Linked DNA regions of Mus musculus: region 2 is linked to region 1. A link is a loop called in an ENCODE intact Hi-C map of the cell type or tissue named here. Cell type or tissue: heart. All regions are shown on one strand. Links, peaks and the distances in the headings refer to the core of each region. The heading gives the core; the rest is flanking DNA. Region 1 has its middle 83 kb from the start of Gm10000. Region 2 overlaps Gm10000 (a long non-coding RNA gene).

Region 1 (10,220 bases), core at 658-8,657:
TATGTGTGGCTCTTTGATGTTCATGTGGCCTGTGGCCTGGGCATGGTGCTAGACACCCAGAGACTCTGAGGAAGACATGCATCTCCGTTTCTAGCTAGCCTTCATCACTCCACTAAGATCGTGAAAAATGTAAGTCTTGTTCCGGGCAGCAGCTGCAGGCAGTGGCTGTCTTCCCCCCCTCCAGATAGCTGAGCATATAGGTGGGGTTGTGGAGATCTGGAGGCTTCCGGCAGCCTTTTAAGCCCTCTGGCACAGATGTCCACCCTCTAAAGAAAGCACGTACCCAGATAACAACCATCTGCACCCTGCTTTGCAGAGCACGTCTGTGCATGCTCCGTGTGCGATCTCTGGAGATGGAGCGGGACATAAATCTGCATGTTCAACGAGCAGAGGATATGATATAGGCTCAGATTCTCCGAGTGACTTGCCCCAGCCCTCCAGCTACTGTGAGGGCAGAAGTGAGTCACAGGCCCACGGCCAAGTCCCAGAACCTTTCTCAAACTGTCCATCCGGGATTTGCAGGAGGCAGATCCTGGCCCTGCGCATTTGAAGTTCCTCCAGGACAGCAGGCACACCTCTCCCCCTTTTTCCATGTTTTACTTTTTTTGCAAACTGTGGACAGGAGTTTTCGGGAATGTTCAGATGGGACAGCTGCAGACAATGTTCTCTTCCTAGTTCCCTTTAGCCTGGATATGCAGTCTGCATGGTGGAGAGGTATGTGGGTCAGGTCCCTGTGAGGCCCACTCTGAAGTCATGGGTGAATGACTAAGTTTATTTGGGAGATGAGCCCAGGAAGTGCAGGCCAAGCCGAGGTCGGGGGAAGAAGGAAAGCCAGGGAACTTGACACTGTACCAAGTAAGTTACCACTGCAGCCTGGGCCTGGGGGGAGACAGTACCGCTGCAGCCTGGGCCTGGGGGGAGACAGTACCGCTGCAGCCTGGGCCTGGGGGGAGACAGTACCGCTGCAGCCTGGGCCTGGGGGGAGACAGTACCATTGCAGCCTGGGCCCAGAGGGACCAGAGTCACGCAGAGTGGTACCCCGTTTGAGAGGTCTTTCTCCCCATGTCCCATCCGTCTGTCCATCCAGGCTGCAGCCCTCCAGGGTGCCGTCTCACTCTAAACCTCCATGTTCTTCAGTTCATGCAACCCCAGCAAGCCCCAAGGTGGAGACTCCTAGCTGCTTGCATTCGACTGCTGCTGGAATATGCTGGAAAGGCAAGTGGGGATGCCATTCACCATATGTGAGGGCATACATCCCAAGACCCAGGAAAGGGCACAATAGCTTTAGAAAGTACCAACTTCTATATAAACTATAATCTTCCAGTATACACATACCTGCAATGAAGTTCCAGTCATGAATTAGGCACAGGCTACTCCCATCAATACCAATTAAAAGAGGACAGTTGTAACAAAGTATCACAGGAATGACAGGGGTGTCCCTGTCCCTAAAGAGTCAATACAGATATTCACCCTTTTGGATTGTGACTGACCAAAGCTTCAGAAAAATGGAATAGGAGGCTCAGGGTGTTGGGTGTGGGAATTGTAGGTAGTAGGGCTTGAATAAATAATTGAGTTTGGGAAATCTTTATTGACTACATTTACAGTTTTAATTTTAAACGCTTTAACGTTAAATATGCATACCACAAATTTTACCCATTTAAAAAAAAATTGAGGTGTGATCTCATACAGCCCAGCCTAGCCTTGAACTTACAATGTGCCTTAAAATGTCTTTGAACTTGTGATTCTCAGGTCAGTATCCCCTGGGTACCAGTTGAGATTACCAAACAAGTTTGGGTTACAAGTATGGGCCGCCTTCCCAGCCATAGTACGTGCTTGGACTTGAACCTAGGACTTCATGCGTGGTAGTCAAGCATGCTCCGGACTGAGCCACATCCCCAACTCTCTCTGCTGACTATTTTTATGCGTACAGTTCAACAAGATGAAGACCCATGCACTACCATGGTCTCTCTGGACACTTAGTGTGTATTCCCACCTCACCAACCCCTGCAGCCCTGACAGCCATGGCCTACTTCTCTGTCTTTAAATTTGACTCTCCAGGTGTCTCATGTAAGTGGAACCACGTGGTATCTGTCCTTTCATATCTGGCTTGGATGGGTTAATTGCCAAAATGTGCATGCCCTGTTGCCTAGAGTTGAGGTCCCAAGACCCTTGTATTTCCGAAGACAGCAAAGTGACGGTGCTGTGTGATGAAGGTCTCAAAATTTTCATGGTGGTATTGTATGTTGCGGTGAAAAGGCGGGTACCACCTCCATCAGAAGAGGGTCCTGAGGGAAGATGCAGTTTACTTCAGTGGTCTGGGGAACGATGCAGCTGTTTAGCAGAGCAAAAGATGTAGTCCGTAAGAATGGCCAGGAGAGGTGAAGTTTCAGCCAAGACAAAAACCAAGCCCTTCAAAGACCCAGCTATGCAAATCCCCGAAGCAAGGTAAGAGGTAAGTTCAACAAAGAAAGACTGGATTTTGTTTAAAAGAAGCCAGGTGTGGCCGTGCACTCTGATTCTCTCAGCACTGTTGAGGCTGAGGCAGGACGGAGCTTGGGCTTCTGGCTGCTCTGTGCTGCACTGTCAGATTCTTGACTCCAAGAGAGAAAGAAAGAACAGGAAGGAATAAAGATGGAGGAAGGGGGGGGAAGTATAAAAGGATACAGGCATGTACCATATGGTCTGCAGGGATGCAGCCATGTACTGTGTGCACTGCAGCTCTGCAGGAACGGTAGGCGAGCGGATTAAGCGTGTTGCGGGGAAAATGGATCTGAGCAGGACTGCCTTTAACATTGTCTTTTCTTAAGAATGGATAATAATGTCGATTTCTTCTGAAAATATAGCTCCTAATAGTGAAGGAACGCTCTCTCGACATCACAATGCAGTCATTTACATTCGGCTACATATAACAGTGAACTGGATGTGTGTGTCTGTCAACAGACAGATACGGGGAGCTGGCTCAGGAGTTTGGGGCATCTGTTGCTCTTGCTGAGGATCCAGGATCTATTCTCAGCACTCACATGGTGACTCACAACCATCCGTAACTCCAGTTTCAGGGGATCCAAAGCCACCTTCTGACCTCTGCAGGTACTACACACATGTACGCATATATATGTGCAAGCAAAGCACTCATGCATATAACAAATAAATCTGAAACAAAGTTTCTAAGACATACACAAAGATACTCATGACAACAATAAACATTGGCTAAAAGTGTGAAATACCTGCCTATCCAGTATATAATGGGTAGAGTTGGGGATGCTGCTGTCAAACAGGTGCAAGGCTCTGGATTCCAGGCTTCACTCTTAGCATGGAGTGAAGAGGAGGCAGAGGTGGAGAAGGAGGAGGAGGAGGAGGAGGAGGAGGAGGAGGAGGAGGAAGAGGAGGAGGAGGAGGAGGAGGGAGAGGACTGGGTGAGGAGAAGGAAGAAAAAGAAGTGAGGGACAGGAAGAGAGGGAAGGAAAAGAAATAGGGAGGGTAGGATAGGTATGGTGACAAGAAAGGAAGAGGAGAAGAGATGAGGGGGTGGGACCAGACAGGGAGGGGAGGGAAAAGAAGGCGGGACAAGTCCAAATAGAGCAACAGTCTTTGTTCATGGCTGTCCCTAGGAGAAGAGCAATGTCTACTGAGACAAAAGAGAAACTGAGGATATCAACCAGGGCGGGTGAGGGGGCCCCAGCCCTAGGCCCAGCTCCACATTTTCACAGGCAGTGGGTCAAAGGGAGGAGAAATCCTATGCAGGACCCATGTCCTGGGCTCAGGCCGAGTGCTGGCTCAGCATCCCCTGGCTGGTGCCCCTTGGCCAAGCTCACTGCCTCTTTGAGTGTGTGAGCTGGCCCATGGCCCTGGCTGCCACTCAGCTCGGCCATCAGGAGATGCCAGATGTCCTGGTAGACACCCACTCGCTATGGCCGCCTTCCCTGGCTCTGCAGAATGAGACTGGAGGGATCTGCTTAGTCTCTGGACAGAGGGATTTTGACAGGTGAAAGTATTTGAGAAAGAAAATCCTTCTGCTGCAGAATAGATGGGGAGAATTTCTTTTAAAAAAAATCAACCTTTCAGCTCAAGCAGGCCTTCAGTGAAATATAAGAATTTCTCTGATTATGTATCTAATATTGAGCAGAGAGGGGAGGGAGCAGATAAAAGGCGCTCCCCACTGAACTGGCTCTTGCCATTTCCCACACGCCGTGTTTATGATTATGGGTTTAGAGTATTTTCCTTCTTGGGTTTCATAAAGGCCGGCATCCACTCACACGGCTCGCCCCTCTGCCCTCTCCCTGATATTTCACAGCGGAGCAGGGGGAGAAAGGGTCAGCTGACCCTCCGGTGGCTTTGCACTACTGGCAAGTAGCTTGGTAAGCAGACTCTGAAGCCAAGCGACTCACCAGGAGCCGGGCTCCACCACATTTCCCAGAATTCCCCTTTGCTTCAAAATTTCATTCTGTCATGGGAGAGGCAGACTGCTGAAAGAGGTGTGCATCTCTCTCTCTCTCTCTCTCTCTCTCTCTCTCTCTCTGTGTGTGTGTGTGTGTGTGTGTGTGTGTGTGTGCACATGGGTATGAATGTGTGTGCATCTGTACATGCGTATGGATATGTGCATGCAAGGGGTTGAGTGTGTAGAAGTGTGAGAGGGTGTGTGGGTAGTGGGAGACCGCCGACGAGGAAAGCTAGAAGAGCAGCAGCAGGGTGGCTGAAGAGGCTAAGGTGGCTCGGAGATGGAGCTTGGTGATGGGCCATCCTGTGATCCTCACAGCACAGTTCTGGTCATGAGTCCTCTGAGCAACCTGAGAGGCAGGAGCCGTGGTATCCAACACACATGGGAGAAAACTGAGGCTTGGAGAAGCTGGAGGCATCGACCAGAGTCTCACATGGGGAGATCTAGCCTGAGCTGCTCACTGGCCTTGTCACAAGTACAGAACAAAACTGATCACATACCAGGATGCTCTGTTTCCACCAAGACCCCATATGTTCTTGCAGTTGCCAACGATGACCTCATGGGCTCACCACGCACAGGTGTTATTTGCCTACTCCTCTCTGCTCTTCATGGGCTGAGAAGTTCTTTACTGAAGACCTCAGGGTATCAGTTTCATGGCAGTCAATGGATCAGGTGCAACTATGGAGGTTGATTGTTGAGATGCTGCTGTGGACACGGTCATTTGTCACAAGATCAGAGGACTCCTTAGAAGGTGGACCACAACTCCGTCAGAGCAAGAAACGGCATCCCCAGAGCTTCCTGATTCAGATTCTCTCAGAACACTTTTGGCATCACTTCAAAGTAAAGTAAGAAAAACTCATGCATGAAATCCGTTTCCTGTATGCCGAGAACATACCTGGACAGAACACACCCTGACATGCCAAGAGCACACCCTGACATGCCAAGAGCATACACTGGACACTCCAAGAGCATACCCTGGACACTCTAAGAGCATACCCAGTCATGCCAACAGCAGTCCTCATGTCTGAAAAGCAGACTGGCCCACAAGAGGACAGCAGCCAACGATGACAAGTAACCATCCCTATTGCCCATGTGGGGCTCCAGTTCTGACCAGAACCATTTCAACTTGTCATTTAGGCTTCTTCCAGTCCCACCCTTATTTCCTGGTCAGAGATAAGATCCTTCATGAAAGGTAATAACACTCCATCTTGTTCTATGAAAGCAAGCAATGGCAGAATCGTTGCCCAGGGGTCCCTTCTATGCTTCTTCATCAAGCCCAGGAAAGAGAGGCCCCTGGCATCCCTGAGAGCTGGGTGGCCAAGGTTTCAATGCTCCCATAACTGGCTCTTTTCCAGAGAAATCTCCAGTCTGGAGAGCCGTGGGCTGTAGGGGGAATGTGAAGAACCGGCGTGTCTCTCTATGCAATGTCCAATTATGGATTGCAGCTTCTCTGTCCAGCAGAATCCTCCAACCGTTGGCAGCTACACTAACTGTCGTCTCCTTCTAGGGGCAGCCCCAACATGAGTGGGGTGATCAGATTGGAGCAGCCGGAATGTTGGCGGCTTTCATGTGAGATTAAATTAAGAAGCACTGGCTTGACACATACACACCAGTTGATCAACAAGGACAAAGTGTGTTCCCCTCTATCCTTAGTCAGACTTGGACTCGGGGATCTGATCACACCGTGCATAGCCCGACCTGGGAAGCTAGGACCCTAAGCTGTGTTGTTGTCTCAGGAAACCAGCTGTGCCCAGATGTTTGGGAAGCTGCCTGGCTCCATTCAGGGTTCAATCCTGTGCTCTAAAGGGGTATTGTGTGAAGCAGGTCCCCAGCAAGAGTTATTAATGAGTGAGGGAATGGGGACACCCTCTTAGCTAGAGGACGTTAGGGTGCATTAGGGCCACATGCTGGGACAGCCTAAAAGTCCATTGGACTGTTGGTGGTCCGAGCTGACTCCCAGCTCTGGCCTACAGAGACCCCAGCAGCCCTTCAGATAATTATCTCCTTCCAGGGAAGGATTTCTCTCCCACCACTGTAGGGATTTGGGGCAAAGAGCCCGTGCTACTAATTGGTGTCTTCCCAATAGCCCACCCCCACCCCCTGCTGCCACATTAACGCTGTGAGGATTACATTAAGACGGTGAGGAGGTAAGACCCAGAATAAACACAAGTGCCCTCCCTAAGTGCATTCTTGCCACAAGTTAAATCGTGTGGACCCCCAGAGCCTGCTCCTGGGAGATTTAAATACTCATTCTGAAGTACAAGTGGGGGTGGGTGGAGGCTTAGTCGATTTCTACGGATCCTGACTTCCTCTGGCATCTTCTAGGGGCTTCGTTTCTGCACTGTTTGATTCCCTTTGACGATTGTCAACTTAGGTTTACTAAAAACTGGAGAAGACTTTGTTCTTCCGGGGTGTGGGGGGGAGGGGCACCGCTGGCTTGGAAACCTGAGCCAATCCCGGCTTGTCCATCTACCCTGGCACCATTTATTGCTGTGTTTCTGAACCGCTCTGGGTAATCAATTCCAGAGGCTGGAAGAGGAGAACCTTGGCAAAGGAGCCTCTCTCTTGGCCATTGCTTCAAATATTTTATGCAACTGTAGCGTTTTGATAGGGCCCAAAATTTGAACACTAGGACATCTCCATGGTCCCTGTGTGTTGGTATTATGTGTCCCCCTGCCCTATGGAGAGCAGTTCTTGGAAGGTCCTGCAGCAAAGCACTGACGATGCTCAAGGTCTAAGCCAAGGGTTCTGCAGGACTTGGCATGAAGGTCTTGAGAAGTGACCGAACTTAGTCCACTTTTATTCAGCATTTACTGTATGCCCAGCTGTGCCGAGGGCTGGTATCCACCTTCCTTTCCAGCTTCGATAATAGCCCAGTAAAGACACCAGTTATTGTCCCTACCTCTCAGGCAGTGAGCACGGGGCAGGATTCATGCTCAACACCACTCTCTCTCGGCTCTGCCCCGATGGAAGGAGAATCATGACTCCACGGAGAAGCTCCTCTGAAGGAGCCAGAACCTGCACCATGCTAATCCCCTCGCCTCTGAGAAGTGGGAGTGCTGGGTCCAAGGGTGTAGAGTCCTTAAGTTGCGGCCACATAGGCTGCACCCTCTTCCCAATTTCCCCGCACCCCATGAACCAACGGTCCAACTCTGCAGAAACAGGCAAGCATCTTATCGCTCCCTGTGGCCTGCCTCCACCCGCCACCACTGGGTATTGAGATCCAAGTTTGGAAGCTTCTCTCAGCCTTGGGGGGAGGGAGGCCCCCACCTCCACTCTGCAGGCCCGGAGAGACAAGCCTGTGTCGGTCCTGCAGCAATCAAAGACACTTTCCAAACCGCTGCTTCTTACTGACAAACACTTGCACTTTTTCCTTGGACTCGGTAACAGAAAACAGGCTTTTCCCTGTAACTCATGGAAAACCATCTTTGAAGAGGATCTGAAAATATTCTGCTCCTCCATCCCCGCCTTACCTCAGTGCCACAGGATAGAGGCTATGGAGGTCCTTGGTAGTCTGGCTCTGAAGGCCCTGAAGTGGACAGATGTGCCCCGGACTCTGTGTCTGGAGCTGTGCTGAACTTAAGCTCCACTGCATGCCTCTGCACTCCGCTGTGCTGAGCCTCCACTCCAGCTTTCTTAGGGTTGCCGGGAAGGCCAGTGAGAATAGGCCCAAACAGCCAGCTGCAGCTTTAAACCCATATGACTGGTCCGACATCAGCCAATGTGTGTGGTTGTTCAGGACTTCCAAGACCATGAGGTGACCCAGCACCCAGTGCTGCTCAGCTTAGGATGTTTGTCCGGTAGATGGCACAGTGATAGAGACATTTCCAGGAAACAACTGCTGGCAAACTTGATCTTATAGTGCAGTGTCTTCTACCATATAAAAGTTGTGTGTCGCTTGCTTCCTGGATGAGTGTGAAGTCACAGAAAGGGAAAGAACCAGTCCCTGGCGTATGGGGAGCATATGAAAAAAAGTAGCTGTAGTGCTGGGGTAGCAGGCTCGCCTAGTGAGAACGAAGGCCTGGGTTTGACTCCCAGCACGGCACAAACCCGTGTGGTAGGGAAATTCTCTGTAATCCTGGCGCTGGGGAGATGAAGGCAGAAGGATCAGCAGTTCAAAGCCCTCCTGAGATGCTTAAGACCCTTTCTTAAAGTCAAACAACAAATGTGGCTGTCGTAGGTCCTCACTATATTTCATCCCGTCCCTCCTGAATAAAAGATAAAAGATAAAAGAATTGATGCTGCCTTCTTATGCTTCTCCGTCTGGATTTTTATTGCTTTTTTTTTTTTTTTTTTTTGTATGAAGACTGCTCGCAGAAGGCACATCCTCGGAACGCTAGCTGTCACACATTTGAGATAATGTATGTGCCACTCTGTGAGGTTAGTTGTTTTCCGAGTGGACTGTGCTCTGGTAACCTGAGGTGGACGGCAATAATGCAATTTTCCCATGGCGATGTTGTTCTAGAGGGAGTGTGCCCATTCCACTCAGGCCGTTGAAACCTAATCTGCAGGAAAGGACATTCAAACTGAATTGGAGGTTAAATTTCATTTGCTGATTTAATAAAAACTAACAGGATGGATTTGGGGATATTTCATTAATCTTTCTTTCCTTCCAGTGCAAAGGAGATTAAGTTCATTCCAGTTCAGCCTTCGCTTTCACTCCTGCAGCACACTGCAGTGTCCACTTCTTCTCTGGCAAGTTAAAACCTAATTAGTCACACACAATTCTCCCTTGACCCTGTCACCACTTGCAGGGAAGCACTGAGCAGCAGGCGTGAAGGTACACACGCAAGTGTGTGCATGCACAGCTCACATGGTCACCCCACACGCTCATATCGCACATATACACAACAGCATACCACGTACACGCAGGCGTATACATATTTACACGCTTTCACTTGTACTATACACCTATATAACACCACGTACATCATATATCAAATACACATATATAACATCATATGCATACCTATCACACACATGTACATACTTGCATGCATCTATCATACATATGTATTACATGCAGGCAAGCCACACACATATACATATATATAACATATAAACCATGCTAAATAATTCACACACATATATGACACATGCATACAAACACCAAATGTGCTCAATACATACAGCATAACACATATAAAATATCACACTTATATATCATACTCATGGTATATATCACATATAGTCTCCACAGACAGATACCACACATATATGTATATACCACAAATAACATATATATCCATCACACAAATTATACCATATCACATGCATCAATCATCTATATATGATTGCACAGGTGTGAGGGAAAAAGGATTTTAGGTTTGGGGGTTCTGGGAGTTTGTGGTCAAGTCAGAACTCGATCAGTTTTAATCTTGTGACTCTGCACATGGAACTTGACCTTTCTGAGGCCTTTTCTCTTTTGTAAATGGGAGAAAATAATCCCTGTCTCACTCCCTAAGAGATAAACATGAAGGGAACAAAAATGCCCTTTTAGGGTGTAGTCTATCATGGGAGAATTTTAGGGTGTAGTCTATCATGGGAGAATGGGCCTCAGCCGAAGAGCTTCCCTGGGCTGGAGTGTGGCTCAGGAACAGAGCAGGTGCTTAGAATGTTGAAGACTGTTAGGGAATGTTCATCCCCAACAATACAAAAAAGCCTCCATCCTTCGCCCCTTAGCAAAAGTCCTCACAGGGACCAGGGCTGCCATGCCTAGTGCAACAGGGAGGGCCTCAGAGAGGGTGGCAATGTCACTCCTAAGCCAGGCTTACAGGTTGGGCAC
Region 2 (10,220 bases), core at 661-8,660, 66 kb after region 1:
TCAGAACTTTAAAGTCATTCTTGGCTACATAGGAACTGCAAAGAGACCCTTTCTCAAAAAATCGAACAACAAAAACCCAAAGCAAAACTCAGGATATCAGAGATGGATAATCAAGAGTTTACGATCTAGAAAACAAAACCATCCTTAGAAGGGTGGCCAAGAAAATACCTCCTTGGAGAGTGGGCCACCAGAGACACTGACCCTGAGTCTGATCTTCTGGGGTCCTGGTATCGTTGTCCCCATTCACTCCGTGTCAGACTCTTGCTAGGGTCAAGGGATGCAGATATGACGGAAGGATGAGTCCTGCTCCTAAGAGGCTCATGGACAACGTAGACAGAAGTGTGCTTGAAGATGCAGATAACTATGAAGCTATGTGAGCTCAGGGCTGAGAGGGCAGACAGGGGATGTCAGCCCGAGCATGCAAAACTGGGGCATTGGGTCCAGCAAGCAGAAGTGTGCTGGGTGAACAGCCTACAGTGGCACTGCCAGCACGATCCTCCAAGGGATGGTGTTGGAGAGCTGCAGGTTTTAGCCTCTACCTGCTTTTTGCCTATCTGGTCTCCTGCCATCTTTTCCCCATCAGTCCTCGGAGCTCCAGCCTCACCATCTGGAGGAGCATAAAGTGTGCCCCCAAAATGCATATCCCTGGGAGCTTAGAAGGTCAGAATGTGATCGCATTTGGAATGAAGTCTCTGTAGGTATTAGTATCAAAATGGAGTCAGACTAGATAAAGTGGCCTCACAGGACAGAAAGGAATGAAGGCACCCACAGGACCCACAGGAGAAGAGCCTAATGCTGATGGGAACTAAAGAATGCCAAGCCTGCTGGTCATTGCCAGAAGCACACAAGAGGGAAGAGAGGACTCTCCCAAGAGCCTCAGGGGCAGTGAGTGTTCCTTCCGTGCTGCATGGTTTCAGAGTCTCCACCTCAGCAAGAAGAGTGTGCATCTCTGATGCTTTAATCAAGCTCCTTCTTGGAGCTTCATCAGGGCAGCCCTGGAGGGAAGATGACATCACCTGCTGCTAACACACCTCCTGCCCTGGGACCCCGATCCTCACTGGTGTGTTGTTGTTTGTTTGTTTGCTTGCTTGCTTTCATCTGATTTATTGTCCAAAATCCCAGCCAAGAGATTCTGTTTTGAGAGGGTAGACTTAGTCCAAGCTACTAACACCATTCCTTTAATAATCCCACTTGGGGCTATAGCTCGGTCGGTACTGTGCTTGATTAGCATGCATGAGGCCTTGAACTTGAACCTCAGCATCATATCAACTGGGTACGGTGGCACATGCCTGTAATCCCAGCACTCAGGAGGTAGAGGCAAGAGGCTCAGAAGTTCAAGACCATCCTTGGCTGGAGTGCACAGAGTTCATAGCCAACCTCAGCTACAGGAGACCCTGCCTCAAAACAAACAAACAAACAAACAAACAAACAAACAAATGCAAACAGATCTGCACTCACTTCAGCCAAGGGAATTTTACACTGATTGGTTGGTTGGTTTTGTGTGTGTGTGTGTGTGTCTGTGCATGCACAAGTGCGTGTACATGTGTGTTGTATGTGTGCCAGCCACAGTATACATATGGAGGTCAGAAACAATCTGGGGATTGGTTCTCTCTTTGCACCCAAGTCATACCCCACCTTCCTGACCCCCAGACACCCCATAAGATTGTTAAAAGAAGCTCCCACAAAGATGGGAGGACAGCCTGGAGGTGGACTCTCGGTGTCTTGTCTGCAATGACTGCCTCTGTGACTGGAGTCACACTTCTTCTCTGGGGTCTCCTCACACAATGTCCAGGGTGTCATTGCTACAATGTCCATTGCCAAATTGCTGCTCTGGTAAATCTGGCCTGGCCTTGTGCTTGACCATCATGAACTCAAATCCTTGCCCTGCCCAGGAAAGTGAGACCAAGACACTCATGTCAACCCAACAGCTTTCTACTTTGACCTGGCTTTGAGCCAACAATGACTTCAAACTTCTGACTCCTCCTCACTCTCCACCTCTCCATACCACCATGCTCCATTTATGTGTTGGGGATTGAACTCAGGGCTTCATGCTTGTGTGGCAGGCATTCAACCAACTAAACTATATCCCATCTACTTCTTAATTTTGAGACAAGTTGCATTTAAATTCACTTGGTAAACCAGGCAGGCCTCATGGTTGCAATCCTCCTGCCTCAGTCTCTGGAGGAGCTAAGATTATAAGCTTACACTAAATTTGATTTTTTTTTTTTTTTGTACTTGAGCTTGAACCCAGGACCTCACCAGCTTCAGTTTTTGCATCTGCAAGATGTCCCTTGAAATCCTGTCTGGGTCCCATGGATGGAAGGAGGATATGCTGGATAATGTAGGGGCAGGCCCTGCCACAAGGTTGAGCGGTGGTTAAATCATAGTACATTTCCTTCTTATGATGGTCCGTCTCATTGATGTGGGCATTTCCCTTACGAGCATCCACTAGGATTCCCCCTCCCTGTGCGGCAGCTACAGCAGCTGTGTGCCTTGTGAAGCATCCACCTGCATTCATTCACCAACCTGTCAGTTGCCAGCTAGATGGAATATGAGTAAAGGAGAAAATTTGGGAGAAGAGACCCAGCAGAGAAAGCTAGCTGATGAGAGGAAGAAATTCAAGCCTCAGCAGGGATCCCACAGAAGGAGGGGACAGAATGTGACAGAGCTGAGATCACCTCCCCTGAGTGACACAGTGGAGAGTCGAAGGCAGGGGAATGCAACCAGAGCCAGCGGTTCAGACCTGCTCCTGTGGCTGCCATTGGCTTGTAGACTGACAGCTGAGTCTGTTCAGGTTCTTATCTCAATAAGAACCCAATTTATGAATGCAGAATAAGTAAAGCTGTGCAGGAGCCCAGACCACCACTGATAAAAAACTGCCTTCCTGTGGAAACTCTTCATCTATATGTTAATCCCATTAATTTATTTAGATGGCAATGACAAAACTGGCAGGAAACTTTGTAATACATTGTATCTACTTACTTGTGTGTGGGTGCCTACACCCATATGAGCATATATGAAGGTCAGAGGGCAGATGTGTGAATATGTGTGTGTGGGGGGGGTATGGTGGGTGGTGGGGTGTTCTCCTCTCCTTTCTTGGTATAAATCCTAAGGTTGGAACCCTCCAGGTCTTTAGGCCTGGGGGCAAGGGCATTTATTCACGAAGCCATCTCCAAGGCTCCTAAATTAGAATTTTAGTATTCTTATTTACAAAACAAGTTTGCTTAAGTGTCCATCCACAGTTTGTCCAGTTCTGCTCTCCTCTTCAGCCTTGAGTACTGATGGTTCCCTCCCTCTCTTGCCCTTCCCTCTCTTCCCCAATCTTTCCCTCTCTCCTTCTCTCTCTTCCTGCTGGGGATCGAGCCTTCTGGTTCTTGTACATTCTAGGTAAATGCTCTACCACAGAGCTGCACTCCCAGAAAACAAGCGTTCTCAATTTTGTTGGTCGTTTGATATTTTGAGATTCTAGCCCAGGCTGGCCCAAACTTGTGATCCTCCTGCCTCAGCTTCCTGTGTGCTAGGAAGACTGACTTGGCCCGGGACCACACCTGGCTAGTTCTTAATCTTATCAAGGTTGTGTTAACAAGCCTTATCTTCTACTGGCTAGCCTTATTTAGAAAATACTTACTGGGGCTACGCGCAAATCCTCTCTCTAAAACACTAAAGCTGAGCCTTTCTTTAACCTATTTCCTTATCTGGGGCTTAGATGTGATAAAAATGGAGACCCAAGTTCATTTCCTCTGTAGATAACCAGAAGCCCAAGTAACAGCTCTGGATCAGCCCCTCCCTCCGTAGGCAGCCTGAAGGCGTTGGGTTACCTCGGCCTTACTCTCTGGGCTTGTTCCCAAGCTTTGGATTCTGCATCCCTGGTCGGCTCGGCTGCCTATGCCAAGAGCCACCACAGCACAATCCAAATAGCTCCACAGTAGACTCCCAAGCCTTCTGGGCACATCGCCCTGCTTCATGCCTCTTCAGGAATGTCCTGGCTATTCTTGGGCCTTTGTTCCTTTACAGAAATTTTAAGGTCAGCTTGTCCAGCCCTCTTGAAAGTTTCAGCTGGATTTTGATTGAAAGTGCTTTATGTCTGCAGCGCAATTCAGAGATGCGTATGTGCGAGGTTGCCAGCGTTGAATAGTTTTTCTCTAACATATAATTTTCTTCACAAAAGTCTTCCATGTTTAAAAACAATTATCCCCAGGTGCCTTTTATCTTCTTTTGCTATTATAAATGGTGTCACCTTGGAAATTACATTTCCACCCATTTGTTACTGATGCATGGAAATATGATTTTTTTTATTATTGGTAGTTTTATCTAAAATATACTTTAGTGGATTCTCATTAATCGTAACAATTCATAGACTCTTGGTTTCTTTTGTATATGTATGTATATATTTTAAATGTTTATTTTTTAACTCTCTCTCTCTCTCTCTCTCTGTCTGTGTGTGTCTGTCTGTCTATGTGTGGGTATGTGGTTGTGAGCACAAGCACCCGAGGAATCGAGAAGAGAGTATCAGACCCCCTGGAGCTGGAGTTAACTCCAGGAAGTTCTGCTAACTGCCAAGACATTTTGTTCTTGTTTTTGGTTCTAGACAAGGTCTTCTGTAGCTCTGACTGGTCTCGAACTCACTATTTCACAACGCTGACCTTGAACTTGTGAGTCTCCTGCCTCCATCTCCTAAGTGGGAGTTTGCTTCCAGAGAAGATGTTATTGTACTGAAGCAGGAGTTTAGCTTTCAGTTGGAAGAGACAAGAATGGAAAGCTCTAGATTTGTCAGAGAAAGTAAGTCTCCTTCCCAGGTCTTTCACAGTAGAGGTTCTCCTGTGCCAACTTCACTGACCAGCAGTTGGGGCATGGTCCGGGAAGTCCAGGCTGAGAGCCACACACAGTTCTTTACTTGCTTGCCCAATAGGGCGGGCTTCCAGGAATCTGGTCTCTGGAAGACAACTGGGCCAGACACTGCTGCTGTGATTGCAGCACTTAGGAGGCTGAGGCAGGGGGATGAAGAGTTCCAGGTATACTGAGCTGCAGAGATCCAGGCCAGCCTGGGCTACAAAGGGAGAACAGTCTCAGAGGAAAGATGGGGAAAGTAAGAGGTGGGGAGACAGGAAGGGAGGGGAGAGAGGGGAAGGGAAAAGAGTTAAGACACTACTCATCCCCCACCCAACCCAGCTAAGACCTAGAGCAAGTTCAGGGCAGGGTACCAGGATTCTTCTCTCCCACCAGCCTTTCTCACAAGTGCCTCCTGCTTCTTCATTCCACTCAATCAATTAGCATATTAATTAATTAATTGTGCTGGGAGGGAGAGCCAAAGCTTTCCTCCTGCAGGCAAGCTCTCCATCACTGAAACCCTGCTCACTCTGTACTCTTCCAGGAGTCAGAGGCTGCTCAACACCAGTCCCTCTGAGAAGAGAACTCTGTCTTTGACCTTCTTGGCCCCTTGATTTATTGTGCATTTTCCTGCCTCTGCAGCACCCTGGGCTCTGTCCTGGATCCCTGATGGACCCCTCCCCATCTTTGCTTTTCCTCCTGCATCCTTTCCTTGTTCTCCACATCTCCAGTTTCCTAGCCTTGCTCACTGGCTTATCTTCCTTCCAGGCTCCTGTAACCTTTGCCATCCCCTCCTAAGGTTCCTGACAGGGCCATCCACACAGCGAGAAGGTAGTGGACGAGGTAATCATGGCTCTTGGCACTTGGTCCCTGGTCCTTGAGCTAGGACCCGTCACAGTAACGATGGTCCCTTTCCTTCACCTTTGGCTCATGAATATGAGCCTGACCTGAACTTGTCCCAGCCTGTACTGATCACAGTTCCGACATCCTAGCAGCTGTGGCAGGATTGCTACTTGCCAAGGACTCCACGTGGAATGTAGCCAGCACTTCTCCTGCAGTGGGTGAATGACCAGTGAATAAACAGATCCCATAAAGCACTTTATAGAGCTTACTACCTTTAATCATTCTTCCAAACAGCCCTAAGAGACAAATTCCATGTCAGAGCCCGGCTCACCACTCAAGAAGCAGGAATGCCTAAGCTGTCCAGCAGTTTACCTCAAGCGATCAGAAGTAGTACATGGTGGGCCCGAGATGCAAAGCCACAACTGTTGTGATTCATTATCCAGTGTCTCACTGTCCTTTGTGGTGGCCACTAGCCAGGGGTGGCTACTGAGGGCTTCAAATGCAGCTAGGCTGACTTCAGATGGGCTGTCAAGGGCAAACATGACCCACATGTTAGAGTATCGCTCTGCCTAAAAGCATGGTGAAAGCTGGGCATGTGCACATTTGTAATCTCTGTGCTCAAGAGGCTGAGGCAGGAGACTGAGGTCAGCCTGGGGAACATAGCAAGATCTTGTCTCCAACAAAAGAAGACATAGCAAAAAAGCAAAAACACATAGAGCCAACCTCCACCAACAAAAAACGAAGAAAGAAAACGAACAGTTTTCACTATTAATATCTTGACAGTATTTTTAATTTTGGTGATATTATTATTGTTGTTTGGTTAGTGTTTTGTTTTGTTTTGCTTTGCTTTGCTTTGAGATAGAGACACACTATGAAGAGTTCCTAGGCTGTGAGAATGACATCAGGGTTTCATGTAGTCCAGACTGGCCTTTAATTTCTGATTCTCCAGTACACATTCCAAGTACTGCCACACTCAGCCTGCTTGGCTTAATTGATAGGAATTTGCTGTCTGATAGTTCCAGGTTCCACAAGTCCAAAACAGAGGTGCTTTCAAGGTCACCTCCTTTCTTTTCATTGCTTTGTTTTATTTTTTGAGACAGGGACTTGCTCCGTAGCCCATATTGGCCTAGAACTTTCTATGTAGTACATGTTAGCCTCAAATTTGTGATATTTCTGACTTTGTCTTCCAGATGCTGAGACTGGGGCCTGATCCCCACAGCACGCTCAGGGTTGGCTCCTTCTGAGCCTGGGGTGTCTGTTCCAGGCTCTTTTCCAGCTTCTGCCAGCCTCAGACTTGTTGATTATGGCTCCTTCAGAGACCCCAATGCTCTGCTCTAACCTCTCTCACACCCTTTGCCCTGCCCTTCCTTCCTTCTTCCTTCCTTCCTTTTCCTTCTGCTTTTCCTTTAAAATTTCTTTTGGATTATTTTACGTGTACGAGTGTTTTGCCTGCAAGCATGTATATGTCTCAGAGGTCAGAAGAAGGCGTCGGAGCCTTTGAAATTGGAGTTACAGATGGTTGTGAGCCACCATGTTGGTGCTGGGTCATCATCCGCAAGAACAACAAATGCTCTAAAGCACAGAGCCAGCTCTCCAGCACTGCCCCTCCCCTTTCTTTATATTTATCAAGTGTTAGCATATCATAGCATCTGCATAGGTTCAGGCACGGAACACTACCAATAGATGTAATGACACTATGGGCATGGACCCTAAGTGTCAGCCCATGCTGATAGGCAGAGCCTATGTGAGGCTCTACCTACTCCCACCAACTAGCTATGAGATTCAGGAAGACTCCTTTTAGGTTCCACATTGATCCACAGAGGGGTGTGAGCCTGGAGGTCTCCTAGGACCCCCACAGAGGGCTCCTGCAGCCTCCTGTGATAGCTCAGTGGTCTGGGCTACAGGACTCCCTCCGGAGCATCATTTTGCTGCATTTCACTCAGCTGGTGCAGCCAGCATCTACATGCCTGCTGTGCATAGCATTGAGGGCCTTTCCTGGAACTGTAAGCCAGACCTCGCAGGGGCAGACACGTAGAGATACTTCTCTGATGTCCCACCCCAGGCTTTCCACTCAGTTTCTTAGCTATATGAGTACTTGATCTTGTATGACCCATGTTCTGGGAAAAGAGAAACCTGAGGTCAGTGGACCCCAGCAGTTTGCCCTGAAGCCAAGTATCCAGAGTTTGGCTTTGCCCTTGGTTAGTTAACTGTTTGTTAACTTGGGCCATTTCCTAAGCCTCACTGACATAGGGTGCCCTGGAAAACTCCAATGCTAATTTGACTAGCTGTCCTTAAGGATTCCATGGGGCCAGCACAGCACAGAGATCATGCCATAAATGGTGTCTCTCTCTTCACTGGGAGACAGATTTTTTTGGTGTAAGAACAACATAGAAGTCTATGAGGGGCATCAGGACAAACTTCCAACATACTTTAAGTTTAAAACATAATGGAAGGGGCTGGGATGTAGCTCAGTTAATATAACACTTGCCTAGTGTGCTTAAATCCCTGGGTTTGAACTTTCATATTCTTAAACTGGACATGGTGGTACAAGCCTATAATCTCAGCACTCCAGAGATGTAGATTTCAAGGCCAGCCTAGCCTACATAGTAAGATACCAACACATGCACGCACATGCACAGGCGCGCACACACACACACACACACACACACACACACACACACACACGTACACACACTCGTGCACACACTCGTGCACACACATTACAAAATGCTGATTTTTTTTTGTCCCTGTTCACTGTACCCAGGGCCCATACATTACTCCTCCCCCCCCCCCCTGCTGTTTTGTTTTGCTTAGTTTTGAGACAAGAACTCACGTAGCCCTGGTTGACCTCAAGCTTGCTGTGAAGCCAAGGCGGACCTTGAACTCATGGCTGTCCTGCCTGCATTTCCCTGCGGCCGAGATCACCTGGTTTACTCCCTCCTTCGAAACAGTTTTTTGTTGCTCTTAGAAAAGGTTTTATTGTGTGGCTGACTTTGGACTCAGGATCCTCCTGTCCCATTCTATCCAGTGCTGGGACCCCAAATAAGAGCCTCCGTACCCCCTAACAATATGTTGAAAACTTTCTTGAGGGTATACCCCATAAAGACAGGGACTCTCTTACATGATCGATTATTTTCTCAAAATGCAATGGAATTCTTGACACCCAGGAGGGGAAAAAATACTATCTGAATGCACGGTGACTGTGAACTCAAACAGTCAAAATATTTCACGTTTTAAAACAATAATGTGGGCAGAAGCTATAGCTCAGTGATAGGGCACTTGCCCAAGTGTGAGGTCATAGGTCAATCCCTAGGTCTTTCAAATAAAACAAAAATACATGTCAAAGCAACAGGAGCAGCACCAACAAAACCCATGAGGGTGCCAGGAGATGCCAGCGCCGTAGAGGCTGAGAGGGTAGGGCTGAGGAGAGGGCGCATCAGGTAAAAGCTGTCATGCAAGCTTGGTGACCTAACTTCGATTCCCAGAACCCATATAAAGATGGAGGGAGAGAACTGACTCCACACAGCTGGCCCCTCATCGGTATACATGTGTTTCCTCAAAATTAATACTAATAATAACAATAAAAAGAGTCCCGTGCCAGCCCAACTGCACTACCAACAAACCAACAACTCAAAACACAAAGCAGCAGAAGAAATGCTTTGGTTATTATTTCATTACCACTCCGGATAATCGAGTATCCGCTGGGCGTCTTTCCCGTCTGCCATGGCTGTGCACCTATGATGCAGCAGGCATTGCTAGGCAGTACCCAAGGACAGGATGAGCCCAGGTTCAACCCTGTTTATGGACATCCTGTGTTTCTCTCAAGAGCTGAGAGTGCCAGGGAAGACTGGAATCCCCCGCTGCAAAGATAAGAAATAAGCCACTTGCCTCCTCCGGCCAGGTTTGCAATCTGATCCAGTCTTAAGCCTTTAAACCCGTAATGTGTCCAGTGGGGGAGCCCCCTCCTCCACACAGTCCAGCTGCTGTCTGGGAACCCAGGGGAGTGAGCCATTAGCAAGTGGGACTCATTTCCAAGGACCTGTTTGTCAGTGATGAGGTGTGAGCCGAGGAAATGAAGGCCAGGCAGGTGAGCCCCTCCGCCCGCCCGCCTGCCCGAGTCATTTGTTTGACCTGGCTCCTATTTCCCTCTCACCCTGCTTGAGTTGAGAAAGGAAGGCATTTCTACTTTGGAGAAGTGTTTTAAGCCTGGATGCATAGTTAATTTTCCGTCACAAGCGAAACACAAATGTTTTAAAATAAAGATAAAACTGGGAGATAAAGAGGCTGAGTCCTCTTTAAAGACTAGCCCTAGTCCCAGCTCACCCCAGCAAACAGTGACCACTACTGTGATTCCAGTACACCCTGCATCCTTCCAGATCTTTCTCATTATTCAGTGTATTTCTCAAATAAGACGCCGAGAGCACATACCGTGAGCCAAGCACTACTCATGATGCTTCCAAATGCCAGCTTATTGTCATTAGCCCATGTCATAGGAACTCAAACATACACATCCACATGTACACACACAAACCGCTATGTACTCAGAATCA

What was found. Peaks named below come from ENCODE experiments on the same cell type or tissue, not always from the same donor. Only the 100,000 strongest peaks of a DNase experiment are listed, where the experiment ranks them.
Region 2: a loop joins it to region 1, with 2.4 times the contacts of the local background. A loop is called at or near these places in 7 of 42 quality-filtered maps.

Annotation. Positions count from the first base shown.
Region 1 is chr12:104,551,612-104,561,831 of GRCm38, reverse strand. No RefSeq gene overlaps it. Among named protein-coding and RNA genes, the nearest start is that of Gm10000, 83 kb to the right of the region's middle. In heart, for the core only: no CTCF peak of the experiment used is centred there; DNase peaks (open chromatin) are centred at 711 and 3,801; H3K27me3 peaks cover 1,904 bases.
Region 2 is chr12:104,485,851-104,496,070 of GRCm38, reverse strand. The region is part of intron 1 of Gm10000 (a long non-coding RNA gene); the gene reads right to left. Among named protein-coding and RNA genes, the nearest start is that of Gm10000, 17 kb to the right of the region's middle. In heart, for the core only: no CTCF peak of the experiment used is centred there; a DNase peak (open chromatin) is centred at 3,910; H3K27me3 peaks cover 2,559 bases.